Regions from separate parts of the Homo sapiens genome. Here region 2 is linked to region 1. Evidence: read pairs that join two places in POLR2A ChIA-PET (ENCODE). Cell type or tissue: PC-3. All regions are shown on one strand. Links, peaks and the distances in the headings refer to the core of each region. The heading gives the core; the rest is flanking DNA.

Region 1 (6,031 bases), core at 529-5,528:
ACGGGAATATTTTGGCTCTGCTGGGTGAAATATACTATCAAATCATCTGTTCTTTTCCTCTATTTTGTTTATTAATATTTATTTATTTATTTATTTATTGAGATGGAGTCTGTCTCCCTCTGTTGCCAGGCTGGAATGCAGGGGCGCGGGGTGGAACAGGTAACTCCTGCGCCCCTGCCTCAGCCTCCCAAGTAGTTGGGATTACAGGTGCCCACAACCATGCCCAGCTAATTTTTGTATTTTTTGTAGAGATGGGCTTTCATCATGTTGGCCAGGCTGGTCTTGAACTCTTAACCTCAGGTGATCACCCACCTTGGCCTCCCAAAGTGCTGGGATTACAGGCATGAGCCCCTGCACCAGAACGGTATTTATTTTTTTTGAGACAGAGTCTCGCTCTGTCACCCAGGCTGGAGGGCAGTGGCATGATATTGGCTCACTGCAGCCTCCGTCTCCTGGGTTTAAGTGAACAGGCCGGCTAATTTTTGTTTGTTTGTTTGTTTTGAGACAGAGTGTTGCTCTGTCGCCCAAGCTGGAGGGCAGTGGCACGATCTTGGCTCACTGCAGCCTTCCTCTCCTGGGTTTAAGTGAACACGCTGGCTAATTTATGTTTGCTTGAGATGGAGTCTCGCTCTGTTGCCCAGGCTGGAGTGCAGTGGCATGATCTCAGCTCACTGCAAGCTCCACCTCCCAGGTTCAAGGGATTCTCCTGCCTCAGCCTCCCTAGTAGCTGGGATTACAGGCGCCCGCCACCATGCCTGGCTAATTTTTGTATTTTTAGTAGAGATGGGATTTCACCATGTTGCCCAGGCTGGTCTCGAACTCCTGACCTCAAGTGATCCTCCCGCCTTGGCCTCCCAATGTGCTGGGATTATAGGCGTGGGCCACTGTGCCCAGCCCTTTCTATTTAAAATGTTTTAACAGGGAAATCCTGCTAAAACTGGGAAATGTACATTTCGTCTGGGGTGCAATGTGCACATTGGGTTGGGGTGGCAGGGATGGGGACAGGACGGGGACGCTATGGCGTGGTGCCCCGCGTGGAATCTCACCCTCTGGGCGGCTGGTTGCTTCTCCGGCCTCATTTCATTTGATGACCTTTCCACTTGCCCCACCCCGAGGCGGTTGTTGCAGGAGGAGAAGGAAGTATGTGCCTGTCCCAGGGCCGGCCTGGGTCCCACCTGGGGAGAATTCCACAGGATGAAGCGAGCAGGCAGTCGCCTGTGACCCCAGCTTCATAAATCAAATATGTTAGCAAATCCTGCCCGGCACACAGCCTGGGGCACTTGCATGGAGCCAGTGACTTTTTGGTGTGTCCGGGGACAGACTGCACTATGGAGAGGGATGTCAGGGCTGCCCATGCTCTCCGGAGGCAGAAGCCAGCACATATGAGCAAGTCAAGCGCTGTTTATTTACGATGAAAATACCAAGCTGGGGGGTGGGCGTGGTGGCTCACGCCTGTAACCTCAGCACTTTGGGAGGCCGAGGCGGGTGGACGGCTTGAGGTCAGGAGTTTGAGACCAGCCTGGGCAACATGGTGAAACCCTGTCTCTACTAAAACACAAAAATTAGCTGGGTGTGGTGGGCACCTGTAGTCCCAGCTACTCGGGAGGCTGACACACAAGAATCAGTTGAACCGGGAGGTGAAGGTTGCAGTGAGCTGAGATTATGCCACTGCACTCCAGGCTGGGCGACAGAGCAATACTCTGTCTGGAAAAAAAAATACCGAGCTGGGAAAACAGCCGACAAAACACTGTAGGAGTCTTCTTGGGGCCACAGGTGGTGTGCCCCAGGTCCACGTGGGCCTCAGACATGGGGGCAGGGCTATCATGTTGTCGAGAAGTTTTTTTTTTTTTTTTTGAGACAGAGTCTTGCTCTGTCGCCCAGGCTGGAGTGCAGTGGCGCGATCTCGGCTCACTGCAACCTCCGCCTCCCGGGTTCAAGCGATTCTCCTGCCTCAGCATCCTGAGTAGCTGGGACCACAGGCGTGCTACCATGCCTGGCTAATTTTTGTATTTTTAGTAGAGACAGGGTTTCACCATGTTGGCCAGGCTGGTCTCGAACTTCTGACCTCGTGATCCGCCCCTCTTGGCCTCCCAAAGTGCTGGGATTACAGGCATAAGCCACCGCTTCCGGCCTATCTGGAGGTTTTTAATAACCACAGAAAACCTCAACACGTCTGTGTAAAACCTTCCAATGTCAAGGAGTGAGCTGCCCCAGGGCCCCCCAAGGCCTGGCTTTCAGTGACACTCCCTTCACCCTAAAGCCCCGCAAACGTTATTTATTATTTATTTTTTATTATTTTTTTGAGACGGAGTCTCGCTGTCTCGCCCAGCCTGGAGTGCACTGACACAGTCTCAGCTCACTGTAAGCTCCGCCTCCCAGGTTCACGCCATTCTCCTGCCTCACCCTCCCCAGTAGCTGGGACTACTGGCATCCACCACCAAGCTCGACTAACTTTTTTTTGTATTTTTAGTAGAGACAGGGTTTCGCCGTGTTGGCCGGGCTGGTCTTGAACTCCTGACCTCAGGTGATCTGCCCACCTTGGTCTCAAAGTCCTGGGATTATAGGCGTGAGCCACCCAGCCCATGCCCTGCAAATTTTAAAATGCTGCATGTTTTACAGGAAAGGGTCTGGCCCCGGGAGGCAGGGAAATCCTACCCCCTGGACTGCAGCATGTCCGTGGCCAGGGCAAAAAGGGGCATCCCCAGGTGTGTAGCCACCTTTGGGAGCACCCGGGATCCCTTCCCAGGCCTCCACAGTGGAGAAAATGAGGCAACGAGTCCAAAGGACAGCAGGCAGGAGGGGGATCTCGGATGAGGCGGCGGCTGGGTCTGGGAGGTTTCTTGGGGGAGCAGGAGTTGAGAGATCTAGAAACCGCCAGGGTGGACGCACTCTTGCCACATCTACAAAGTAGTTTCTAGAAGTCTGACCCTGAAGCGAGGCAGGGAAGATAGGCAAGACCACGGCTTCTCTCCCGTCCTTCCCTCTGGGGTGCCGTGGGGCTCCAATGAAGCTGCAGGATGGCTGCGCACACCGCAGGGATCCTGGCGCGGGGTCCATCCCCACCTAGCCCAGACTGCCCCTGCTCCCCTGGGACTCCGTGTCCTTTCATTCCTTGCCAATGGCAGGGGGTGGCCGGGACCCTGGGGTTTCCAGGACCGGCCGAGGTCCCGCCGGTTTGGAGCACAGGCAGCCAACACATTCCCCCCGGCCCTCCCGGCAATCCTGAGGGTCCTGGTTACCCACAGGGCGGCACCTTCAACACTTTTTTTTTTCTCCTATTTTTTATTTTTTGGGGCCACACTCCGTCGCCCAGGCTGGAGTGTGATGGTGAGATCTTGGCTCACTGCAACCTCCACCTCCCCAGGCTCAGGTGATTCTCCTGCCTCAGCCTCCTGAGTAGCTGGGACTACAGTTGTGCACTACCATGCCCGGCCAATTTTTTTTTTTTTTTTTTTTTTTTTTTGTAGAGATAGGGTTTTACTATGTTGCTCGGGCTGGTCTTGAACTCCTGGGCTCAAGTGATCTTCTTGCCTCGGACTCCCGAAGTGTTTAGATTACAGGTGTAAGCCACCAAGCCTGGCTTTTTTTTTTTTTTTTTTAAGTCATGTGAGACTTTAGGGCAAAACATAAAGGAGAGCAGCCTGGGGAGCTGTTTGCAGGAGGTGTCAACTCATCTCTTCTTTGGTGTCTGCAGAAAAAAAAAAAAAAAAAAAGCCACACAAGACTAGAAGGGTCACCCTAAGAAGAAAAGGACAATCCAGCAGTTCCCACAGAACCACAAGCCCCCACCTTCTGCTTTGTTTCCTCCAGAAACACAGTTGCCAGCCACCCTTCCCCTACAATTCGCCCGCAGATAATATCAGCTTGCTGGTAGTCTCCAGGAAGTACTGAAGGGGGAGGCTCACAGCCTCAAGAGCTTTAGAGAGCTCAGAGGGACCCTAGAACAGCCCAGCTGCCCACCACACCTAGCCCAGAGGTGGCCTCCTCTATCCGAGCACACAGTCCCGAAGGTAGAAAGGCTGGGCTTTGGATCTCGGACAACCGGAGAAGCAGGCGATGGGCCTCCGGGAACCCCGAAGACCCCAGGACAAGCCCTCACCGTTTCATCTGCAGCCCACTGCGGCGGAACAGTTCAAAGGCCCGAAAGTGTCACATGCCCTGGTGGTCACTTCTGATTTGTTGGGCGAGGAGAGGTGACAGAACCACCCGCCCTGGGCTGGGCCTGCTGCGGACGCAGGGGGAGTGCAGGGCGTGTCTCGGGACCTGCTGGGGTTTCCAACCAAACCGACAGCTTGGAAAGCCAGCGCTTCCTTTCTGTGGGGCTGAGTCTCAGCTCAGCTGCCACTGCTGGGAGCCCCCACTCCCTGAAGCGGGGGGACAGGGAGAGGATGGTGCCACGCTGGGGAAGAGGCAGGGGCGGCCTTCCCGCGGAGGCTACGTGACAGGAGCAGTGTAGAGGAAGTGGTTTCCATCACGGAAGGCCGAAGCTCTGCCTTCCACAGGGGCAGAGATGGTGGCGGGGAGGACACAGAGGGAAACCAGGTGGCATTTCCCTTCTTTTTTTTCAGTAGCCTTGCTCTGTCACCCATGCCGGAGCGCACTGGCACCATCGAGGTTCACTGCAGCCTCAATCCCCTGGGTTCAAGCGATCCTCCCGCCTTAGGCTCCCAAAGCACTGGAATGACAGGCATGAGCCGCCGCCCCCAGCCTCACTCTCCTTCCTTTTGGTGAGAGCCGCCATCGCCTGGGGGCTCACTGCAGGTCTTCATCCCTTGACCCAAAGGGAGAGGCGAGCTCTCCCTAAGGGAGGGCCCTGCGCCCTCCAGCCTCGGCGCCCGGCGATGCGGGTCAGCTCAGGGATGTCCTCTCCGTGCTGGGCTGAAGCAAAGCCCAGCACCCAACGCCGAACGGAAGAAAGAAGCAGGATGGCGCGGTTTGCTTTTTCTCTCCCTGTTTTGTTTTGTAACCTAAGGAAGCAGAGCCTCTGAGACCACACACAGCAGCGTCGCCCGTCCCCAGAGGCACCCCGGCCAGGACGGGCAGGAGAGGAGACCCCCGTTCCTGCATGCGCTGTCGCCCCGCCACGGTGCTCTCCGCAGGGGTGAGGCAGGAGGGTGGGTGGAGGCGCCAGCCTGTCCTCAGCTGGAAGGGCGGGGCATGGACAGGGACGGTGGGCAGGTCACCAGCGGGACGCAGGGAGCCCGGCCACTGTCACACGGCGGTGCGCGTGGGTGTGCCGGGCTGGTTCAGCCGCAGGGTTTTACACAACCAGCCGGCAAAATCCACTTCTTCCACCTCGGACCGCTTGATGAAGGTGTGGTTCTGCAAGGAAAGGGGAGCCGTGAGCACCCGGGCCTGGAGTCACAGTAGGACGGGGAGGGCCAGCGTCTGCCCAGCCCTGGCAGATGGTACGGGACAGAAAGCAAAAAACAGAGGAGACCCTCCCTTCCCCACAGGAAGACGCACTCGGGGTAGGAGAGGGAAAGAAACCCAGAAAGGGGCAGCGGCGTGTGCCAGGCCTGGGAGGGGTCTCAGGATGCTGCACTCCACCTGGGGCGGGGACACCACCAGCACGGCAGCCTGCGCTCCCAGGGGAGGGTCTACGCTCGCGCAAGCCCAGGGTCCTCCGGCCGCTGTGGACACCGGGGCCGGATCATTCTCTGGCGTGGGGCCATCCTGGGTACTGCAGGGTACTGAGCAGCGTCCCTGGCCTCCACCCACTCCATGCCAGGGGCTTCCCCAAGTCGTGACACCACAATGTCCTCAGCCATTGCCAGGGTCCCCCGGAGCAGGACAGCCCAGGCAAGAACGGGCTGTTCCACAGAACTCCGCGAAGAGCATTGTACAGGCACCGTCCCACTCGCCAGCACATGAGGCTCCAGAGCCCCTGGACTGTGGCTCCCATGGCTTGAGAACAAAAGCCTCAATTTTATTTCAGTTTAACAAATTAATTAAATACTTTTACTTTAATTTTTTTTTTTTTTAGATGGAGTTTCACTCTTGTTGCCCAGGCTGGAGTGCAGTGGTGTGA
Region 2 (5,136 bases), core at 1-5,000, 290 kb after region 1:
GCTGGCTCCCTCCCCAGAGAGCTGCAAGGTTGGGAAAATTTGCAAAGAACAAAACGTGAGCTAGGCAGGCCTAGCCTGACTCACATCCTGGGGACCCAGCTACCACATTTGGGCAGTTTCTTATCCAGGAGGATGCCCGGGAACAGTGACAGGTCTGAGGTCTGGGCGGATAGGACACGGGAGAGGCAAGCACTGGAGGCCAAACAGAAACCGCCTAAATCCCTGCCTGGCTGCCAGCAGGGAGGAGGGCACTGAGGTTCTCTACAGAATGCGTGGTGGGCAGAGCTGTGAGCGGGCACTGAGGAATGTGCCTTCACCTGTCTCCTCTGCCTATCTGGCACACTTACACAGGGACACCAGGCTCTGGTGACAGGTGACTCATGCCCATGGTGGCCCACAGTCACGAAGACAGGTTTTCTGAGGTGTGGCTACCAAAAGCACCCAGGCCAGAAGTCATCCCGGGTGGCACGGGGCAGGGCAGGGGGTGGTGAGAGGCGGTCAGCAGCTCTGCACAGCCAGCCGCGCCTGTGCACTGGGGCCCTCTGCGAGCATTAGGTGCCAGCAGCTGTCACCTTGCAGTGGCCACTCCTGCCCCCTCGCCAGGTCACGTGCACTGGCTCTGGCGCATGGGTGCCCCTGGCCGCTCAGAGGCACTGCCTGCTCCTTACACAGTGATGTCGGTGGTGGAAACCCGGGCTGGGAATCTCAGAATTGCTGACCACGGCCTCAGCACAGAGGAAGCAGGCAAATGGCCCGAGTCCCCCCACCATCTCCCCTGCAGCGAGAAGACTGCAGCCTCTCCTGTCTGAAGACTCGCGTTTGGGTCCCGGGCCTGGGAGATTCTGGCGGGTGCAGCCTGCTTCCCAGGGCCCCTTCTGCCCCGCTGTGGCTCATCGTCCTTGGAGGGACACCACTCGGGACAGGCTCTCGTCGCCAACCCACCCCAAGTTCTCTGTCCTCAAACACAAGCTTCCTGCCAGCAGGGCCAGGCACAGGGACAGGGGTGGCAGAGGCAGCACAGGGCCTGGCACCCAGGTGGCGTCAGTCACTGAGTATATGGTGAGATAATAAATACTAGTTGTTGAGATAACAAATAAATAAGAAGCAGCCCTGCCCTCGGGAGCTCAGGTGTGCCAGTAACACATCAGAGCAAAGGTGTGCCGTAACGCCACGAGGCAAGCAGGCTGACGTGGGATTAGGGTGCCTGGATGGGCGACACCGGGACTGGATGTGGTTCCAGCTCTGCCGTTCGGGGCTGTGACTCTGAGCAGGAACACAAACCCCTCTGAGCCTCGGTTTTCTCAACCATCTCAGGCGTGGATGTGCTTTAGAAACTACACACCACCAGGCCAGGTGCGGTGGCTCACACCTGTAATCCCAGCACTTTGGGAAACCGAGACGGGCAGATCACCTGAGGTCAGGAGTTTGAGACCAGCCTGACCAACAGGGAGAAACCCCATCTCTACTAAAAATACAAAAATTAGCTGGGCATGGTGGTGCATGCCTGTAATCCCAGCTACTTGGGAGGCTGAGGCAGCAGAATCGCTTGAACCCGGGAGGCGGAGGTTGTGGTGAGCTGAGATCGCGCCATTGTACTCCAGCCTGGGCAACAAGAGTAAAACTCTCTCAAAAAATAAAAATAAAAAAAACAGAAACCATACACCACCCTACGATCCTAGGCTACTGTGCACTGAGCAACTGAGTCCCGAGGAATGATGGGTGTGGGGCCGGCCAGGGGTTTCACCTCCGCCCCACGACACTGCCTCTGAGCCCAGTTTTTCTGGAGCAAGAGGCTTCATGCAGGCCCTTAAGAAGAAGAAGAAAAGGAACACACCTTACCTGAGTCACACCCATCTCCAAGGGACCCTGGTGAGGCACTCACAGGACCACGCACACCAGGAAAAACTGGCTACAGCTGGCTGATCGTGCACGAAATCTCATGTTGCGCCCAGAGCGCCTCCAGATCAGCCACAGAGTCAAGTCCCGGTTCCAAAATGCTCACAGCACGGGACATATTTGTCAATGGCCGTGACACAAATTCTGAGGTTCTACTGGCGGACGAGGGCGGGAGGAAAGAAGCAAAGGACTGCCAGGCTTGGTGGCTCATGCCTGTAATCCCAGCACTTTAGGAGGTCAAGGAAGCAGATCACCTGAGATTGGGAGTTCAAGACCAGCCTGGCCAACATGGTGAAACCCCAGGCATGGTGGCTCATGCCTGTAATCCCAGCTACTTGGGAGGCTGAGGCAGGAGAATTTCTTGAACCCAGCAGGTGGGGGTTGCTGTGAGCCAAGATCACACCACTGCACTCCTGCCTGGGTGACAGCGCAAGATGCTGTCTCAAAAAAAAAAAAAAAATAAAGCAGCAAAGGACCAAGAGAGAAAATGACTCAACTTAAAAAGAAGGTTGGTAGAAAATTCCCCACATCCCTGACACACACCTGCTGCTGTCTCACACCCCAGGCAGCTGCCACAGCCGCTGCGCCCTCTCTCCTGTTTCCCAATCAACCTGCATTCCTGTCTTCCTACCAGCTGGGAACTTGGCACAGCTGCCCATCCTGAACGCAACTCCTTCCCTGGGGATGTCCCGCCCTCCCTGCACCTCTGCACACCCACGCTCTTCCTGCCTTCGAGAACGTGCCTCTGTGCATGGGCGAGCCTGTGGCCGTGACTGTGACCCCTCACTGCCAGGATGGCTGCTGCTGCGACGTCAACACAAAGCACGCCGCTCTGCCTTGTGCTTACTTGTATTTTGGGGGGAAAGCAGCCCTGCCCCCCAAGGCTTGCTTCTCTGTTGTCATCGCCCCAAAGGACAAGGGACTGGTGCTGCCACTTCCTGAGCTACGAGCAGTAAGAATATTCAAATCTCTCCCACCCTGCCATCATGGTCTGGTAGCCAGGCTCCTCCCAGGGTGGCTTCCACTTCCCTGGAAGGACTGGCCCCACGGATGCTGCATGGGCTCAGGTTGGAGGGGAAGGACACGGCAGGGCAGACCCATGCTGCTGGGGCCCCAGTGCTGGGGGCCTCCCTCCAACACCTGCCTAAGGGATGCCCAGGGCAGGGCTCTCTCCCTGCACCGGAAACTCTCCCTCCTTTCCTTGCTTCTTCCTACATCCAAATTCTGCCCATTCTTCAAAGCCACGGTCTGGAGCCATCACTGAGGTCCAAGTCAGGCTGAATGAGTATTTACCTGTGCCAGGTACAGTGGAAAAGGAAAGACACGTAACCCAGGCTCGCACACACACAAGAACCTAAGGCCCTATGACAGACAGGACGCCAGCGGGGAGGGGCCGCTTCCTCCTTGCGGGGAGGGAGCCAGGGTGAGGCAGGAAGGAGGTGGCCGTGGCCGTGGGCTTTTAAGGATGGGTGGGATCTGGGAGCACGCAGGAGAGAGGGCATGACATGAGCCTGCAGCAGTGAGGCTGGCTTGGAAACATGCCCAGGACAAGGTTTGGAAGTGCCCGTTTGGAAGATGTGGGAGGGCGTCACGGGTGGGTATCTGGCTCCAGCTCTTGGACTGGAAAAAACGTGCGTCAAACTCATGAATTGTCAACTGTCTTCAGGACAGTCGGCGGTTTTGAACATGATCTGCTCTGGTGTTTCTGGGGTGTGTGGTCCCCTCAGGCTTAGACGGGCAATAGCATGTTCTGTGTAAACCTGAATGAGGGGACGGTTTTCAAAATCCAAGTTAAGTAACGGGGACTGAATTTTCTATCAGTCCACTAGCTTTTAAGTCACCAAGGTGGGATTCCAGAGGCCAGGGAACAACTTCTGCGAAGTTGAAGATTAGTTCCACAGAGTGTCACAGCCAAGGAAGGCTGGATGGAACCCCAGCTCTTAGCAGGGCACCTCAAGCCAACATGGCAAAGTGAACCGGTCCTATTTCCTTGTTGATTTCAGGGATGAGAGCTAACAGAGGAAAAAACAACTCTGTTTCCCCACCGGCCTCCTCTCCCTCTCTCTGTTCCCCCAGCCTCTCTGTCCCCCTGCCTCTCTCTGTCCCCTCTCTCTGTCCCCTTTGCCTCTGTCCCCCTGCCTCTCTCTATCCCCCTGCCTCTCTGTTCCCCTGCCTCTGTCTCCCCTGACTCTCTCTGTCCCCCTGCCTCTCTCTCCCATCTCTCTCTGTCCCCTCTGCCTCTGTCTCCCATCTCTCTCTGTCCCCTCTGCCTCTCTCTGTCCCCCTACCTCTGTCTCCCGTCTCCCTCTGTCCCCTCTGCCTCTCTCTGTCCCCCTATGTCTCCCGTCTCTCTGTCCCCTCTGCCTCTCTCTGTCCCCTCTGCCTGTCTCCCATCTGTCCCCTCTGCCTCTCTCTGTCCCCCTACCTCTGTCTCCCCTCTCTCTGTCCCCTCTGCCTCTCTGTCCCCCTACCTCTGTCTCCCATCTCTCTGTCCCCTCTGCCTCTCTCCGTTCTCCTGCCTCTGTCTCCCCCGCCTCTCTGTCCCCCTGCTTCTCTGTCTCCCGTCTCTGTCCCCCTGCCTCTCTCTGTTCCCCCTGCCTCTCTCTGTCTACCCTGCCTCCGTCTCCCCTGCCTCTGTCTCCCCTGTCCCTCTCCACCCCCTCTGCCTCTCTTCATTTCCCCCGCCTCTCTGTCACCCCCCACACGCCTTTTTTTTTTTTTTTTTTTTTTGAGACAGAGTCTCGCTCTGTTGCCTAGCTGGAGTGCAGTGGCGCGATCTTGGCTCACTGCAAGCTCCACCTCCCGGGTTCACAACATTCTCCTGCCTCAGCCTCCCGAGTAGCTGGGACTACAGGCACCCGCCGCCACGCCCCGCTAATTTTTTGTATTTTTTAGTAGAGACGGGGTTTCACCATGTTAGCCAGGATGGTCTCGATGACCACAACAAATCGCCACAAACCTAGTGACTTACAGCCACACACGACGTCTTCAACGACATATTAAAGCAACACAAAGTCTTCACTAGGTCAGACCCTGACAGGGATCACCCCGGGCTAAGATTGAGATACTATGAGCTGCACTCTATTCTGGGGGTTCTGGGGCTTTCCTGCCTTTTCCAGAATCCAGAGGCCACCCACATCCATTGGCTCACGGCCCCCTCCTCCCTCCATTGTCAGAGCTAGCAGGCGCTGGCCCCTCAACAGCTATCTCTTGTTCTCTCTTCCGTTGTCTCAGCTCCCT

The links. Peaks named below come from ENCODE experiments on the same cell type or tissue, not always from the same donor. Only the 100,000 strongest peaks of a DNase experiment are listed, where the experiment ranks them.
Region 2: POLR2A ChIA-PET joins it to region 1 with 12 read pairs; 3 of 35 experiments call an interaction of 5 or more read pairs at or near these places.

The regions. Positions count from the first base shown.
Region 1 is chr19:4,085,387-4,091,417 of GRCh38, forward strand. MAP2K2 (mitogen-activated protein kinase kinase 2) reads right to left here. Exons shown (of 11, transcript NM_030662.4): 11 at 4,935-5,322. The coding sequence ends at 5,212. Among named protein-coding and RNA genes, the nearest start is that of ZBTB7A, 22 kb to the left of the region's middle. RefSeq lists enhancers at 3,900-4,069, 4,348-5,124, 4,480-4,559. In PC-3, for the core only: no CTCF peak of the experiment used is centred there; no DNase peak of the experiment used is centred there.
Region 2 is chr19:4,377,086-4,382,221 of GRCh38, forward strand. The region is part of intron 1 of SH3GL1 (SH3 domain containing GRB2 like 1, endophilin A2); the gene reads right to left. Among named protein-coding and RNA genes, the nearest start is that of SH3GL1, 21 kb to the right of the region's middle. RefSeq lists enhancers at 485-1,217, 2,203-2,282, 2,743-2,792, 2,843-2,942. In PC-3, for the core only: no CTCF peak of the experiment used is centred there; DNase peaks (open chromatin) are centred at 326 and 2,506; H3K4me3 peaks cover 173 bases; H3K27ac peaks cover 2,641 bases.